Regions from separate parts of the Homo sapiens genome. Here region 2 is linked to region 1. Evidence: chromatin contacts called from ENCODE Hi-C or POLR2A ChIA-PET data. All regions are on one chromosome and are shown on one strand. Each heading gives the region's core, a stretch centred on a gene start or an enhancer-like site at or near the end of the contact. The rest is flanking DNA. Distances are from core to core; before and after follow the strand shown.

What was found. A loop is a pair of places that touch in the nucleus more often than their neighbours do. ChIA-PET counts read pairs that join two places held with the same protein, here RNA polymerase II (POLR2A). Pooled maps may share reads with other maps.
Region 2: a map of Caco-2 shows a loop between it and region 1 (1.9-fold over the local background). The contact joins two enhancer-like sites. A Hi-C loop is called at or near these places in 4 of 168 maps with a recorded cell type or tissue (Caco-2, IMR-90, endothelial cell of umbilical vein and 1 more) and 7 of 50 pooled maps. POLR2A ChIA-PET finds 5 or more read pairs at or near these places in 1 of 52 experiments (common myeloid progenitor, CD34-positive).

Annotation. Positions count from the first base shown.
Region 1 is chr13:44,705,871-44,713,353 of GRCh38, reverse strand. All of the region lies in intron 2 of LOC105370185 (a long non-coding RNA gene), which reads left to right. Among named protein-coding and RNA genes, the nearest start is that of LINC00407, 69 kb to the right of the region's middle. Within about 2 kb of position 2,598, at least 7 of the 41 ENCODE cell types and tissues checked have a DNase peak (open chromatin) inside an H3K27ac peak, as active enhancers do.
Region 2 is chr13:44,865,417-44,872,899 of GRCh38, reverse strand. All of the region lies in intron 3 of LOC105370187 (a long non-coding RNA gene), which reads left to right. Among named protein-coding and RNA genes, the nearest start is that of TRE-TTC2-1, 49 kb to the left of the region's middle. Within about 2 kb of position 4,924, at least 4 of the 41 ENCODE cell types and tissues checked have a DNase peak (open chromatin) inside an H3K27ac peak, as active enhancers do.

The DNA of each region.
Region 1 (7,483 bases), core at 1,349-3,848:
ACTCCCGACCTCAGGTGATCCGCCTGCCTTGGCCTCCCAAAGTGCTGGGATTATAGGTGTGAGCCACCGTGCCCAGCCTGTGTACCGTATTCTTACAACAAAGCAAGCTAGGGAAAAGAAAATGCTTTTAAGAAAATTATAAGGAAAAGAAAATATATTTACTCTTCTTCTTCTTTTTTTTTTTGAGACAGGGCCTTTTTCTGTCACCCAGGCTGGAGTGCAGTGGCGCAATCTCAGCTCACTGCAACCTTTCCCTCCCAGATTCAAGCTATTCTCGTGCCTCAGCCTCCTATGTAGCTGGGATTACAGGCGACAGCCACCAACGCCTAATTTTTGTATTTTTTAGTAGAGACAGGGTTTCTCCATGTTGCCCAGGCTGGTCTCGAACTCCTGGGTTCAAAGCAATCCACTTGCCTTGGCCTCCCAAAGTGCTGGGATTACAGGCGTGAGCCACTATACCCAGCCTATTTACTCTTCATTAAGTGGTAGTGGATCATCATAAAGGTCTTCATCCTCATCGTCTTCACATTAAGGAGGTAGAGGAGGAGGAAGAAGAGGGATTAGTCTTGCTGTCTCAGGGATGGCAGAGGTGAAAGAAAATCTGGGTATAAGTAGACTCACAAAGTTCACACCCATGTTGTTCAAGGGTCAACTGTCTCTAAAATAAAGTGTCTGTACCTAGTGGATACGCAAGACAATCTTTTGGAGCACAGTAAGAAAACATTTAAACTTAGATTTATTTTGATTTAAAATATGACAGAAGTTGGCCAGGCACAGTGGCTCATGCCTGTGTGCATGAGCACTTTGGGAAGCCAAGGTGGGTGATCACCTGAGGTTGGGAGTTCGAGACCAGCCTGGGCAACATGGTGAAACCCATGTCTACTAAAAATACAAAAAATTAGCTGGGCGTGGTGGCAGGCACCTGTAATCTCAGCTACTTGGGAGGCTGAGGCAGGAGAATTGCTTGAACCCGGGAAGCAGGGGTTGCAGTGAGCCGAGATCATGCCATTGCACTCCAGCCTGGGCCAAAAAGCAAAACTCTGTCTCAAAAAAATAAATAAATAAATGAAATAAATACGACAGAAGTTAAGCTTTACTAATAGTTAATCAATGGATTGGCACTGGTCTCCTCTCTCAGCCCACATGTCAGAAGGTTGAGTGTTCTGGATGATGGAGAAAGAAGCCTGAGGGCATCCCATGATTTGGCTGGAATAATAGCATCACTCTAATTTGATTGTTTTTAGTGTATTGGGACACAGTGCATTTGTGTATGGCAGGTTACATAGATTTATAGCTTTCATAATTTAGTTTTAATAAAGCTAAACTTGAAAAAATAGGTCAGTGACATGAAAATATTTTTTTCTAATGGAATCAGAGAGTAAAGCTAAGAACAAAGTTCTTACTTAGCCAGCATAAGTAAAACCACAAGAATATGGCACAGCAGACACCGCCTTTATTTGTCACATGAGGTAAAAATAAGGACAATCTAGTTCAGTCACATGGTCTCAACTAAAAATATTAGTGAGGGCAGAGTTATGGCTATTTTATTTTTATCTTATCCTTTTGAAAGTTCTATTTTTGTAAATATTTTTAACATACATAATATGTTAAAATGGCTTTATATGTACATAACTTTATAAAGAGATAAACATTTCATGAACTAGTGTTCTCAAACTTTTTTATTACTGGTGGCATGTGCAATCAAAACAGTACAGAGACCACTGCGAAAGAGAAGCAAACTAAAGCAAAAGAATATTCAACTGGCTGGGTGCAGTGGCTCACATCTGTGATCCCAGCACTTTGGGAGACCAAGGTGGGAGGATTGCTTGAGCCCAGGAGTTCAAGACCAGCCTGGGCAACATAGGGAGACCCCGTCTCTACAAAAAACTTAAAAATTAGCTGGGCATGATGGTATGTGCCTGTAGTCCAAGCTAGTTGGGAGGTGGAGGTAGGAGGATCACTTGAGCCTGGGAGGTCAGAGGCTGCAGTGAGCTGTGATCATGCCACTGCACTCTAGCCTAGGCAACCGAGCAAGACCCTATCTCAAAAAAAAAAAAAATTATTATTATTTCTCCAAATTCACAAAGCAAAAGAGTGAGAGCCAGATATAAGTTCTGGCTTGCTAGAGTCCCAACCACAGCCAGCTCCCACCTCTCAGGGGCTCTTTGATCTCCAAACTCCCACCTTCTTAAAATTTTTTTTCTAATATTACACAGTATGTGAATTAAACCCAAGATGTAGTAAAATAATGCTGTGGAAAGAATGAGAGTTCTGGGGTCAGCTGTAGGAATGTTGTCCAGGCCCTGCAATTTATCAGCCCTCTAACTCCCAGGGGTTTCGTTTACTCCTCTATCAAATGCAGGTGAATGACCTCATAGAGTTGCTGTGAGGATTACATGAATTAATAAATACGAAGTTTCCATCCTTCCCAGCCCTTGTGGCTATTATATTTTAATTCTAATTCATGAAATTTAACTCTAGAAAGTGAGTTTGGCCCAAATACTTCCATGAGTCAGGAGTCCTGTGGAAATGAATCATTTCCTCCATCCCCAACATACTCACATAGACAGCACCACCTCCACATCAACCTGAAACCTGAGACACTTTCACTTCAATTCTCCCCAGCCTATGACATCTGCACTGCAGTGCTCCCAGGACTCAACACTGAGCCCCTCTAGGATGCCTCACTCTGCCAAAGAGAATGTTCAGTTTCTTTTTTTTTTCTGGATGTAGTCTCACTCTGTCGCCTAGGCTGGAGCACAGTGGTGGGATCTACAGTGGTGGGATCTCGGCTCACTGCAACCTCTGCCTCCCAGGTTCAAGTGATTCTCCTGCCTCAGCCTCCCGAGTAACTGGGATTACAGACGCCCGCCACCACACCTAGCTAATTTTTGTATTTTTAGTAGAGAAGGAGTTTCACCATGTTGGCCAGGCTGGTCTTGAACTCCTGACCTCGTGATCTGCCTGCCTCGCTCCCCCAAAGTGCTGGGATTACAGGCGTGGGCCACCATGCCCCGCCTCAAGAATGTCCAGTTTCTATAACTCTCTTGGCAATACTAATGTACCATGTCACTAGGAGGCTAGATATGGAAGCCATGTTCCCTAGGGAGTCATATCAGAGTCTTGGAGTGGTGGTTTGGCAAAGTAGATCAATATAAAGGTGTAATTTTATTTTTATTTTTATTTATTTTTTTCATTTGTTTCTTTTTCTCTCTTTCTTTTTTTTGAGACAGAGTCTTGCTCTGTTGCCAGGCTGGAGTGCAGTGGCGTGATCTGGGCTCACTGCAACCTCTGACTCCCTGGTTCAAGCGAGTCTTCTGCCGAGTAGCTAGGATTACAGGCACGCACCACCACGCCCAGTTAATTTTTATATTTTTAGTAGAGATGGGGTTTCACCATGTTGGCCAGAATGGTCTCGATCTCTTGACCTCGTGATCTGCCCACCTTGGCCTCCCAAGTGTGCTGGGATTACAGGCATGAGCCACCGTGCCCAGCCTCATTTGTTGTATTTTTTTTAACTCAGCATCTAAAAGGGTATAATTTTATACTTAGAAAAAAGCTTGCATAATACAAACTACAAAAGGTAAAACTCAACAGGCCATGTTAACTGGTGAGGATATCCAGAAGAACCTGTGACTGTAATGGTGGGAGGTGGGAGGGAGTAGAGTTAGGGGAGCTCCTAAAGGAGGGAATTTCAGAAAAGGGTGAGTGTGAGAGTTTTATGTCTATAAAATGGGGACAAGGCTTAAAAACTAATGAGCAAGAGGACAGACAAAAGATTTGAAGAGACACTTCACCAAAGAAGACATTCAGGTGGAAAAAAAAGCATATAAATGGATGCTCAGCATCATTGGTCATTAGGGACATACACATTAAAATCATGAGGAGGTATCATGACACACCTTTTACAATGGCTTAAGAAAGAAGAACAAACTGAAAATACCAAGGATGATACCTCATACCTCGTTGGTGGGGATTCAAAATGGTCCAGTCATTTTGGAAAACAGTATGCCTACCATACAACACAGCAACCCCACTCCAAGGTATATACCATGTGAACTGGAAACTTATGTTTTCACAAAACCTATACATGGATGTTTATATTAGCTTAACTCATAATCAACCTAAACTGGAAACAGCCTAGATGTCCTTCAACTGGTGAATGGATAAACCATATCTATGCAATGAAATACTGCTCAGCAACAAAAAAGAATAAACGATTGATCTATACAACAACATAGATGAATCCAGAACCAAAGGGCTACATATTGTATGATTCCATTTATATTACATTATCAAAAATGCAAAAACTATAAGGACAGTTGCTGGGGGGTGAGGAGAGAAATTGACTACAAAGGACATAAAGGAATTTTGGGGGTGATGGAACTCTCCTGTATGTTACTATGATGGTGGATATACAACTTAATGCATTTGTCAAAAATCCATAGAACGATACAGGCCAAATAATGAATTTTACTCTATGGAAATTAAAAAAATATATAAACCAGGTTGTCGGAGGCCTAAGATGGAATGCATGCTGTGGCAAATGAATCCAGTGGTATCACAGACGAATGACACACCATGCTGAAGGGAGTGGGAGAAGAAAGGAGCCAACCTGAGGAACTCTGGAAAACAGCAGGTTTTTTTGGTTTTGTTTTGTTTTTTTGAGACAGAGCCTCACTCTGTCTCCCAAGCTGGAGTGCAGTGGTGTGATCTTGGCTCACTGCAACCACTGCATCCCAGGTTCAAGCGATTCTCCTGCCTCACCCTCCCAAATAGCTGGGATTACAGGTGCTCAACACCATGCCTGGCTAATTTTTTGTATTTTTAGTAGAGACAGGGTTTCACCATGTTGGCCAGGCTAGTCTTGAACTCCTGACCTCAGGTAATCTGCCTGCCTTGGCCTCCCAAAGTGCTGGGATTACAGGCGTGAGCCACTGTGCCTGGCCTCAAAACAGTGTTTTGAGTGGATACTGTAAGGCTAAAGACAAAAAAGAACTGGACACAAACACTATATTCTAGTAAGTAAATTTGTCTCTCACAGAGTATGAAGCAGCAATTTTGAAACGATCTGTATACTAGAGTTGAACAAATAAGGAACTGTATTGTAGATATTGTTAGCCAGGTTTCTTACTGGAGAAAGAAGTTACAAAAAAGCAAAGGAAGAATGCTAGAATAAAGCACCCTGTTCAGCTGGGTTGAGTGCGAGTTATCAGTATGAATTCATATGTGTTTTGTGTGTTTTTAATAAATATACAGATAGATCAGGGCTTTTCAACTTTGGCACTATGGACATTTGGGCTGGATTCTTCTTTGCTGGTGGGACCCCTCCTCTGCATTGTAGGATGGTTAACAGCATCCCTGGCCTCTACACAGTAGATACTAGTAATATCTTCCCTTTGAGTTGTGATGCCCCAAAATGTCTCCATAGATTGCCAAATATCCCCTGGGGGTGGGCAAAATTGCTCCAGGTTAGGATCTACTGAGGTAGAGATATACAGAAGTAAATACAGATGTGCATGTCTGCCTGGGTTAGTATACAAACAATATTTCCTAGCTCTGTTCCCTGAAAGGACCTAGAAATGGTGACACTCCAGTACTAATGAGTCACCTCCCACCCAGATCTTGGTTTCTAAATACCATTCTCCAATAAAAGGAAATAGGGCTCCTTAAAAAAGTGGTTGATTCCAGGACAGGAAAAATACAAAATAAGCCTGAAGCATCTTGTGGTACAATAAAAATAAGGAAGCTCAAAAAAAACAGGATGAGGGCTTGTTGAAACCTAAAAGAACTTGGACTAACCAAAGCTGGAACAATTTGAGCAACAATATCCATGAGTCTATAGTGATGTAAATGAATAAATGGAAGAGAAGGACAATTGTTCCTTCCAGAATTCAAATTACTCAATGTAGAAGAAACAAAGGAGGCTGGGCGCAGTAGCTCACGCCTGTAATCCCAGCACTTTGGGAGGTCGAGGCAGGCGGATCACGAGGTCAGGAGATGGAGACTATCCTCGCTAACACGGTGAAACCCGTCTCTACTAAAAATACAAAAAATTAGCCGGACGTGGTGTGGGCGCCTGTAGTCCCAGCTACTCAGGAGGCTGAGGCGGGAGAATGGCGTGAACCCGGGAGGCGGAGCTTGCAGTGAGCCGAGATTGCGCCACTGCACTCCATCCAGCCTGGGCGACAGAGCGAGACTCTGCCTCAAAAAAAAAAAAAAAAAAAAAAAGGAAATCATTAAAACTATTAGAACACCACGGTAATCATTGCAACAGACAAGAACCACTTATGAATGTTAAACAGGTGGGTGAGAGTTTAAGAAGAAACAGGATGTTAGGGAAACCCGGCAGATGTCACCTTAATCAAATAATCACTGTTAACATCACTGGTAATAAGACATACTGATATTATGTATCCCCTGGTACAATCCCCTGACAAGAGACCCCACCTGTGGTATTCTTCCCCCAAGTCTATAGCCCCAAACTAATCAGGAGAATATATCAAACAAACCCAAATTGAGGGACATTCTCCAACATCCCTGATTTGTAGTCTTCAAAACTGTCAAGGTCACAAAATACAAGGAAAGACCAAGAAACTGTAACAGACTAAAAGAGACTAAGGAGACATGCCAGCTAGTTACAATGTGGGTGCTGGAACAGAAAAAGGAGATTAGCAGGCGGGACGTGGTGACTCAGCCTATAATCCCAGCACTTTGGGAGGCCAAGGCGGGTGGATCACCTGAGGTCAGGAGTTCAAGACCAGCCTGGCCAACATGGTGAAACTCCATTTCTACTAAAAATAAAAAAATTAGCTGGGTATGGTGGCGTGTGCCTGTAGTTCCAGCTACTTGGGAGGCTGAGGCAGGAGAATCACTTGAATGGGAGGCAGAGGTTGCAGTGAGCTGAGATTGTGCCATTGCACTCCAGCCTGGACAACAGAGTGAGATACTGCCTCAAAAAAAAAAAAAAAAAAAGAAAAGAAAAAGGAAATTAGCAAAAAAAATTGGGAAAACCTAATTAGAATCCATAGTTTAGTTAACAATATTGAAGCAATGTTAATTTTTAAATTTTGCTAATTGCATCATGGTTATACAGGACAGTAACATTTGGGGAAACTGGGTGAAGACTATATGGGAACTCTCTGGACTATTTTTGCAACTTTTTGTAAGTCTAAAATTATACAAAAGTAAATAGTTTTAAAAAAGATAAGAAACATGGAAGTGTTTCTCTGCATAACAGCCTCAGTCCAATCACAACATAAAGTACATTCCAAATGCTAGACACTAACCCAAAAAATTCGTAAATTTTCTAGAAATTGCCACCAAAGGTCCATGGAGGTAATTAAGCAACACAAAGAATTCCTGTCTACCGTATATTCTTTAGTGTATTTTTAGTAGTGATGGGGTTTCATCATGTTGGCCAGGCTGGTCTTGAACTCCTGACCTCAGGTGATCCACCTGCCTCGGCCCCCCAAAGTGCTGG
Region 2 (7,483 bases), core at 3,675-6,174, 160 kb before region 1:
CCCGGAGGGAGGTGGCCCCTGGGAGCCGAAGGGAGAAAGGAGATAACTGGATTGACCACACTGAAGACCTGGGAGGAGGCAGAGAGCTGGAAACTGTGTCAAGGGTGATTAAGCCCTGCTTCTGGTACAAGAAAGTTAAACCTAGATTTAAAATGGATGCCGAGGAAACATCAAATGGTAAGCATTCACTAAGGAAATACAATGTTGTTTAGTCATTTTCACTTTCAGAAATCAGATCTCCATGCTCATGTACTGGTCACCACTGCAGTCCTCTGCTCTGTCCAGCGGTCTGGCCATGGTCAACAATCTGCATGGGGTCGCCTCCTTTCTCTTCCTTGCTCACCTCCTTCCATGCTCGCTTCCTCACGGTCTAGTAGCGATTGAGCTGCCCTGGGTTGGGGTGTGGGGAGGGAGATGAGGGCGACGGGAAGCTCTTCCGCCTCAGACATGGTCATAACTGGCTTCGTCCTCTCCGTGCTGCCAGGGGCTCAGAGCTGACTTGTTTTCTCCTGGGAGCTTTTGTGGGTTCTTGGGAGCCTTCCTCCCACCCCCTCCATTTATCCCCAGGAATTCGGAAGCAGCTCTAGTCTGACCTTCCCAGCCCCTCGTGTCCCAGCAGTCTGCCTCTAGCTCTCGGGCGGACAGCAGCTTGAAGCCCCACACAGCCTCCTCCTGCCCTACCCAGAGTGGGGCCCTGGGAACTTCTAGACACATTTTGCCCCAGTAGATCCTGGGAGGGCAGTGCCTTCCCAATGCAGCAGCTCTCCCTTGCTTGGGAGCACCTATCCAGGCTTCCCTGTGCTCTTCAGACTTCTCACCTGGAGACAGACACCAGCCTTCCCTGTTCCTGTCCCCAAACTGGAAGGGATTCACATCAATCTCCAGGTGGTCTCCTTAAAGCTCTGCTTTCTTGCATTGAGGTAGACGGGGACCCAACCTCTGTCCTTTCTCTTTAGGGAGAGTGGGACTCAGCAAACAAGGGATTCTTCAAAAGTTGTCCTCCCAAATCCCTCTTCCTAGAGTCCCCTCATACCCTCCACAGTAGGAGGATCTGAGTTTCTGGACTGTTCTTGGCAATCCCCACCTTTGCTAGGGCTCCAGGCTGGTTTGCTTCACAACTTAATGTAGTGTCTACTGTCTGTTGTCTCAGTGTTTCAGTGGAAACTTCTAATTTTTTTTCAAGTTGGGGTCTTGCTCTGTTGCCCAGGCTGGAGTGCAGTGGTTTGATCATAGCTCACTGCAGCCTCAGCTCCCTGGGCTCAAGTGATCCTCCTACCTCAGCCTACCAAACAGCTGGGACTACAGGTGTGTGCCACTATGCCCAGCTAAGTTTTAAATTTTTTGTAGAGATGGGGGTCTCCCTATGTTGCCCAGGCTGGTCTCAAACGCCTGGGCTCAGGTGATCTTCCCATCTCAGACTCTCAGCTGAGACTACAGACACATGACTAATTTTTGTATTTTTAATTTTTGTAGAGATGGGGTCTCTCTATGTTGCCCAGGCTGGTCTCAAACTACTGGCCTCAAGTGATCCTCCTGCCTTGGCCTCCCAAAGTGTTGGGATTACAGACGTGAGCCACTTTACCCAGCAGAAAACTTCTAATTTAACCCCTTCCACAACGTTTAGTGCCCATCATTCTCATGGGAGCAGACCATGAGTGCATGCTCTGCTGGAAGCTGGCATGTGTAGGAGAGGGTGGCAGAGGAGATGGCAAAAGTGGACAGGGGCTTCTTTGTTCAGATGGCTCACGACTGTGACCTTTGCCTAATCAGGTCCTGCCTTGATGGAGAATAGGGGCGCAGAAGGTTAGGCTCCTGTCTCCTTATGAGAATAACAAGGCTTTGTTTACTATGGCACAATTACAGAGTGTGTTTAATATACACATTCTCATTAAAACTCCCAACAACTCAGTGGGATTGTTACTATATTATTCCCATTTTTACAGATAAGAGTACAGGTTCAGGAAGTTCAGCCATTGCTCACGGTCACACAGCTAGAAGGTAACTCATTTGACTTAGGCCGAGCTCCTTCTGTTACACCATAATACCTGGAGTCAGGGGCGGGGACCTCTCTGAAAGCCTGCCTTTGGGCAGGATGTTGTCCTTGGGAGATGGCTGTGGAAGCTGCCCGCGCCCAGCTGGCTTGCTGTGCTCTCAGGAACTGTGGACATTCTGTCCTCCACACCTGCCTGCCAAATGGAACTGGCTGTGCTGAGAAAACACAGCCTGTGACTTCACTCTCTCTGCTTCCCACCTGACACCTCAAAGACTCAACTAGTCCTGCCCAGGATCTTGGCCACCTGCCCTGTTTTCAAATCTCCCTGGTCACCCAGACCCAGAGGTTGTGAGGACAACCTCTGTATCCAGCAGAGGGCCCTGGATGAGTGCCTTGCAGCCCCCAAAGAGAAGAGCAGGTTTCTCAGCAACATGGGACCCGCCCCATCCCTACCCACGGGACCTGCCAACCTCTGCAGCCCCACTAACCCTTTGGTTACCCGTGTGTAGAGAAGTTCACCCAGAAATTCTTATCCCCTCACTTCTCTTCTGCAGAGTTTGGTTTCAATTCATTAGAAGACGGAATCATCTGCCAAAGGAGGAGGAGAAGAGGGAATTTAAACTTTGTTCTCCCTAGCAAGAGGCTGACCTGACGTTTTGCTTTAATTAATCTTTGTTTTTAGGATAATAAAAGCAACACATATCGATTGTAGAAAATTGAGAAATACAAAAAAAGGAAACATTTTAAAATCACACATGAGTATTACACTCTAAGATTTTTGTGCATTTTCTTCTAGCATCATACTCACATATGTAAAGCATATCTGCATAATGCTTTTAACAAAATTAGAATGATATAATATATACTGTATTGTTAACTGCTTTTTTTTTTCACTTATCAGTATGTTACTGAGCATCACTACTACCAACATTGTTTGGCAGACTTTTTTGAGAGAGAGAGAGTCTTGCTCTGTTGCCCAGGCTGGAGAGCAGCAGTGCAATCTCGGCCCATTGCAACCTGTGCCTCCCAGGTTCAAGCGATTCTCCTGCCTCAGCCTCCTAAGTAGCTGGGATTACAGGCACCCGTCATCACGCCTGGCTAATTTTTGTATTTTTAGTAGAAATGGGGTTTCGTATTTCTGTTGGCCAGGCTGGTCTCGAACTCCTGACCTCAGGTGATGAGCCCACCTCAGCCTCCTGAAGTGCTGGGATTATAGGCGTGAACCACTAAGCCTGGCCGGTTTGGCAGACTTTTAAATAATCCTGTGTGACACATTCCACACTGTACTAGAAAGACAACAGAAAGGCTGTGGCAGTGGCTCGTGCCTGTAATCTTAGCACTTTGGAAGGCCGAGGTGGGCAAATCGCTTGAGCCCAGGAGCTCAAGACCAGCATGTGCAACACAGCGCAACTCTGTCTCCACAAAAATACAAAAAATCAGCCGGGTGTAGTGGCGACACCTGCAGTCCCAGCTACTTGGAAGGCTGAGGTGAGAGGATGACCTGAGCCTGGGAGGTCAAGGTTGCAGTGAGCTGAGATTGCGCCATTGCCCTCCAGCCTGGGCAACAGAGCAAGACTCTGTCTTAAAAACAAACAAACAAACAAACAAAATACAACAGACAGAACAAACTCGTGGGAGGATGAATTGTGGGCACTGCCCAGGGACCTCTCCCTGGCAAGACCCCAGGCACATCTTATCAACCCAGCTTGAAGAAACTGACCCATTAGTGCTGTTGAATCTTTGAAATCTCCTTTCCTTTTTCCTTAAAAATAAAATTGAACAGTGTGCCCAGTTTCTCCTGCCTCCTATGGCTTGGGCTGTGGCCTGCCACAAAAGGCTCCTCTCAAGGAAGAGGATATGCGTCCTTCTGTTCTTCCCCACCGACCCCGCCACGTCTACAGGTTCTGGCCCTCACTGCTCCAGGGCTCCTTCTTTATCGTGCCCTTTAAGTGGAGGTTGGTACCAAACCCTATCCCAGTCCTCCCATAATTAAGATGTGCACAATTCTGTTAAAAGCCCTTTTATGTAACAAGATCATTTGGCCCCTGAATGATGGGGCTTTGAATTGGATTTTTAATCATAGACCAAACCCTGCTGCCTCACAGTATCTCAAAGGAAAAGCTCCCTTGCTTTTAAATTCAAGTACACAGCACATTCAGCCAAATGCATTCAGAAACTAAATGATGGCAATGGGTTATGATGGGGGGTTTTACATGATTTGTAAGTGTCAAGAAGAGTAGCAACAAGAAGCCTAATAGCTTCTAATACCTTCTCATGAAATGTTCTCACAGCCTGTGACTAAAAACACTCCCTCCTGACCTGCCCAATGTCTGTGGCTTATTGTGAGAAGTGAGTAACGTACCACAGGTAGAGAAATTTCCCTTCCGGTTCGGGGCTTTGCTAGAAGCTGCTTTAACCACTTTTCAGATTGGTTTCAGATTGTCCTGGACTCTAGTGTAACCCTCCATTTTTTTACTTCTCAGTTGATACATATTTCTATATTAGAGAAATCAGAGTGTACTTTAGAAATATTTTCAGATGTGTTTCCATAGCCTATAAACCTTGTTAGCCTGGGGGCTTGGCACTCAAAGAAGCAATGGGTTTTGGGAGCTTCGAGTGAAAGGCAGATAGCCAATAGATCAATAAAGCAATTGGTCAGTTTTAATTGTTAAAAAAATATTTTAGATTTAATCCTTAGCCAGACTACTGGCTTACGGGAATGAGGAAGGGAGGGCGGTGAGAGGAAGAAATTCCTAAATTAATCTAGCATATCAAGAACTATGCCTGGAGAACTTGAATCATTAGAGCTCCTTCGGCACACTGTCCAGACGTTTCCTCCCTTGCCTGTGCTGGTTCAGGCTGAGGCTGTGGAGTCAGCCCTGAGGGAGGAGGGGTGTGAGGAAGAGAACGGCCGGGAGACTTCTGCTGAGGTTGCTGATGTGTAAGTGAGGCAGAGGGACACGGAGGTCATAGGAAGTTGGCTGACCCTTATTTCCTCCCCTGCTCTAAGCTAAATCTGGGGTCTGGGATGGAAGAAGCCTTTAGAAACATCAGATCGTTAGGACGCCTGAGGATTCAGGGGCTAGAGGCCTACTTGGAAAAGCCATGAAGTGGAGGCTGTGGGTTGGTAGTGCGGCTGACTGAGTACCGGGACCAGCGCATAGGTGTGGAGGGGTTGGTGGGGGCAGGAGCAGACACAGCACTCTTGACCCTGACACCTCGACATGGTTTGTTGTGATCCAGGCCTTTTCTTCTCCAGCCCTGAAGAGGGGATTTGCAAGTTGTGGCATGGAGGGTTATGGCCTGCCACAGATGTTCACATCTGAATCCTGGAAGCTGTGAATATGTTATATTATGTAGCAAAGGAGGATGGAGGTAGCTGATCAGCTGACTTTAATGTAGGGAGACTGTCCTGGATTATGTGAGTGGGCTCCATGTAATTGCAAGGGTCCTTAAAAGTTGCTAATCAGGAAGAAGGAGGCAGAAGAGAGAACCAGAGAGACGCCAGCATGACAAGGACCCAACTCACTGCTGCTGGCTTTGAAGATGGAGGATGGGGCCACCAGCCAAGGAATGCAGGTGGCCTCTAGAAGCTGGAAAAGAAAAGGAAATGGATTCTCCCCGGAGCCTCCAGAAGGAATGAAGATCTGCTGACACCTTGATTTTAGTCCAGTGAGGCCCATTTTGGACTTTTTTTGTTTGTTTGTTTGTAGACAGGGTCTCGCTCTGTCACCCAGGCTGGAGTGCAATGGCGTGATCTCAGCTCACTGCAACCTCTGCCTCCCAGGTTCAAGCAATTCTCCTGCCTCAGCCTCCCAAGTAGCTGGGACTACAGGCACCCGCCACTACGCCCGGCTAATTTTTTGTATTTTAGTAGAGACGGGGTTTCACCATGTTGCCCAGGCTGGTTGTGAACTCCTGAGCTCAGGCAATCTGCCCGCCTTGACCTCCCAAAGTGCTGGGATTACAGGCGTGAGCCACCGTGCCTGGCCAAGAAAGTACAATATTAAAAAGAATAGGGAGTTAGCTATTAAGTATTCTGAGAACTAGTCGATGCATAGACCTACTCTTGCCGACTCTGTCTTCTCATTCTCTATATTTGAGTCTGGAACTAAGGTTGGAATTAAGGATGTTAAACAGCTAACTTTAAGATAGGGAGATTGTCCTGGATGATCTGGGCGGGCCCAGTGTACACAAAGATCCTTAAAAGTGAACTCAGAAGGCAACTGGCAGATGTTTGTATTCAAATTGTCACAAAATGTTCCATAGCTCACAGTGTTTGATGATAATTTATATCTACAGTTTAATGGAATTTTATTTCCTCTTTATCTTCTGTCTTTCTCACTCCCTTGCCCCTTTCCTTTGGTAGGGAATATATGGTAAGCACAGCAGAGACTGTGATTTATTACTGTAATATAACAAATTTATGTCTTTAAAAAACCAACAATGTTCGCAAGACTATTTTTCTTGTAGATAGTCCACTTTGTAGAATCTGATGTCTCCTCCTCTGAAGCTCAAAAAAGACTCAGGACAGACCCTCCCCAATTGCCCTGCCCCCCTGGAGGCAACACTTTGTGTTGCTCCCCGGTCCCGGGGAAAGAGGAACTGGAAAAGACAGGCGAGCTTTGGGAGGCGGGGCGGAAAGGGAGGAAGGCCAGAGAGACAAGATAGCCAGGATTCCCATTCATGGTGAAACAAGAGGTGCTGGGTTGGGATAAAAATGGCTCTGCACCACCCTCTGGATGCTGTGTCCAGAATCAACTCTTTGACAGCCTTCTGCTTGTAGGGATGAACTGTACCAACATGCCTTTCCCGAAGTTATTGGGATAACTGAAAACTTACAGCTGAATCCCTAAGGGCTAAAGGGGTGCCACCATGATTTTCACCATCATTATACAAATGAAAAGACATTGAGACTCAGGGGTAGGGCGGTGAAGCGATTGGTGCAAGTTCACATTTGAGTCAGAGGATGGCTGGGATCAGCTCTCCCATCTTGCAGACTGGGTACACACTCCCAAATTCAGATGACCTTCATTCAGCCCGAGTCCCCTGCCCTCGCACTTCCTCTGGGCCCAGTCTTGGGCTCCCTGTGGTTGGGCCTCACTCTTGTTTCCTCTCTGGTTTCTCCAGAGTCCCACATTTAACCTTGGGATACTTTGTCTTGGGGCAGGTGAGAGGCAACCTGGACCATCGCAAGGAGACAGTGCTCGTGGCAGGAGAGATTGGGTGGCTTGGGAAGAGTTCAGAGCCCAGTGGAAAAGTTCAGTTCCCATTGAATTAGAGTTATTCTGGGCAAAAATGGACAGAGTTCCTGAAATCCACACTTTGAAAAAGGGGGACAGTGCATATATAGAGTCAGGTTATTAAGACTGACAACTGCCAATTGGCTTCTGTCACCGACAGCCCATATTACTCTAATCATTCACTGCCCTAATTCATTCAGCAAATAGGTTTTGAAACTTGGGAAGAGTGTAATATTTTTGCAAATTT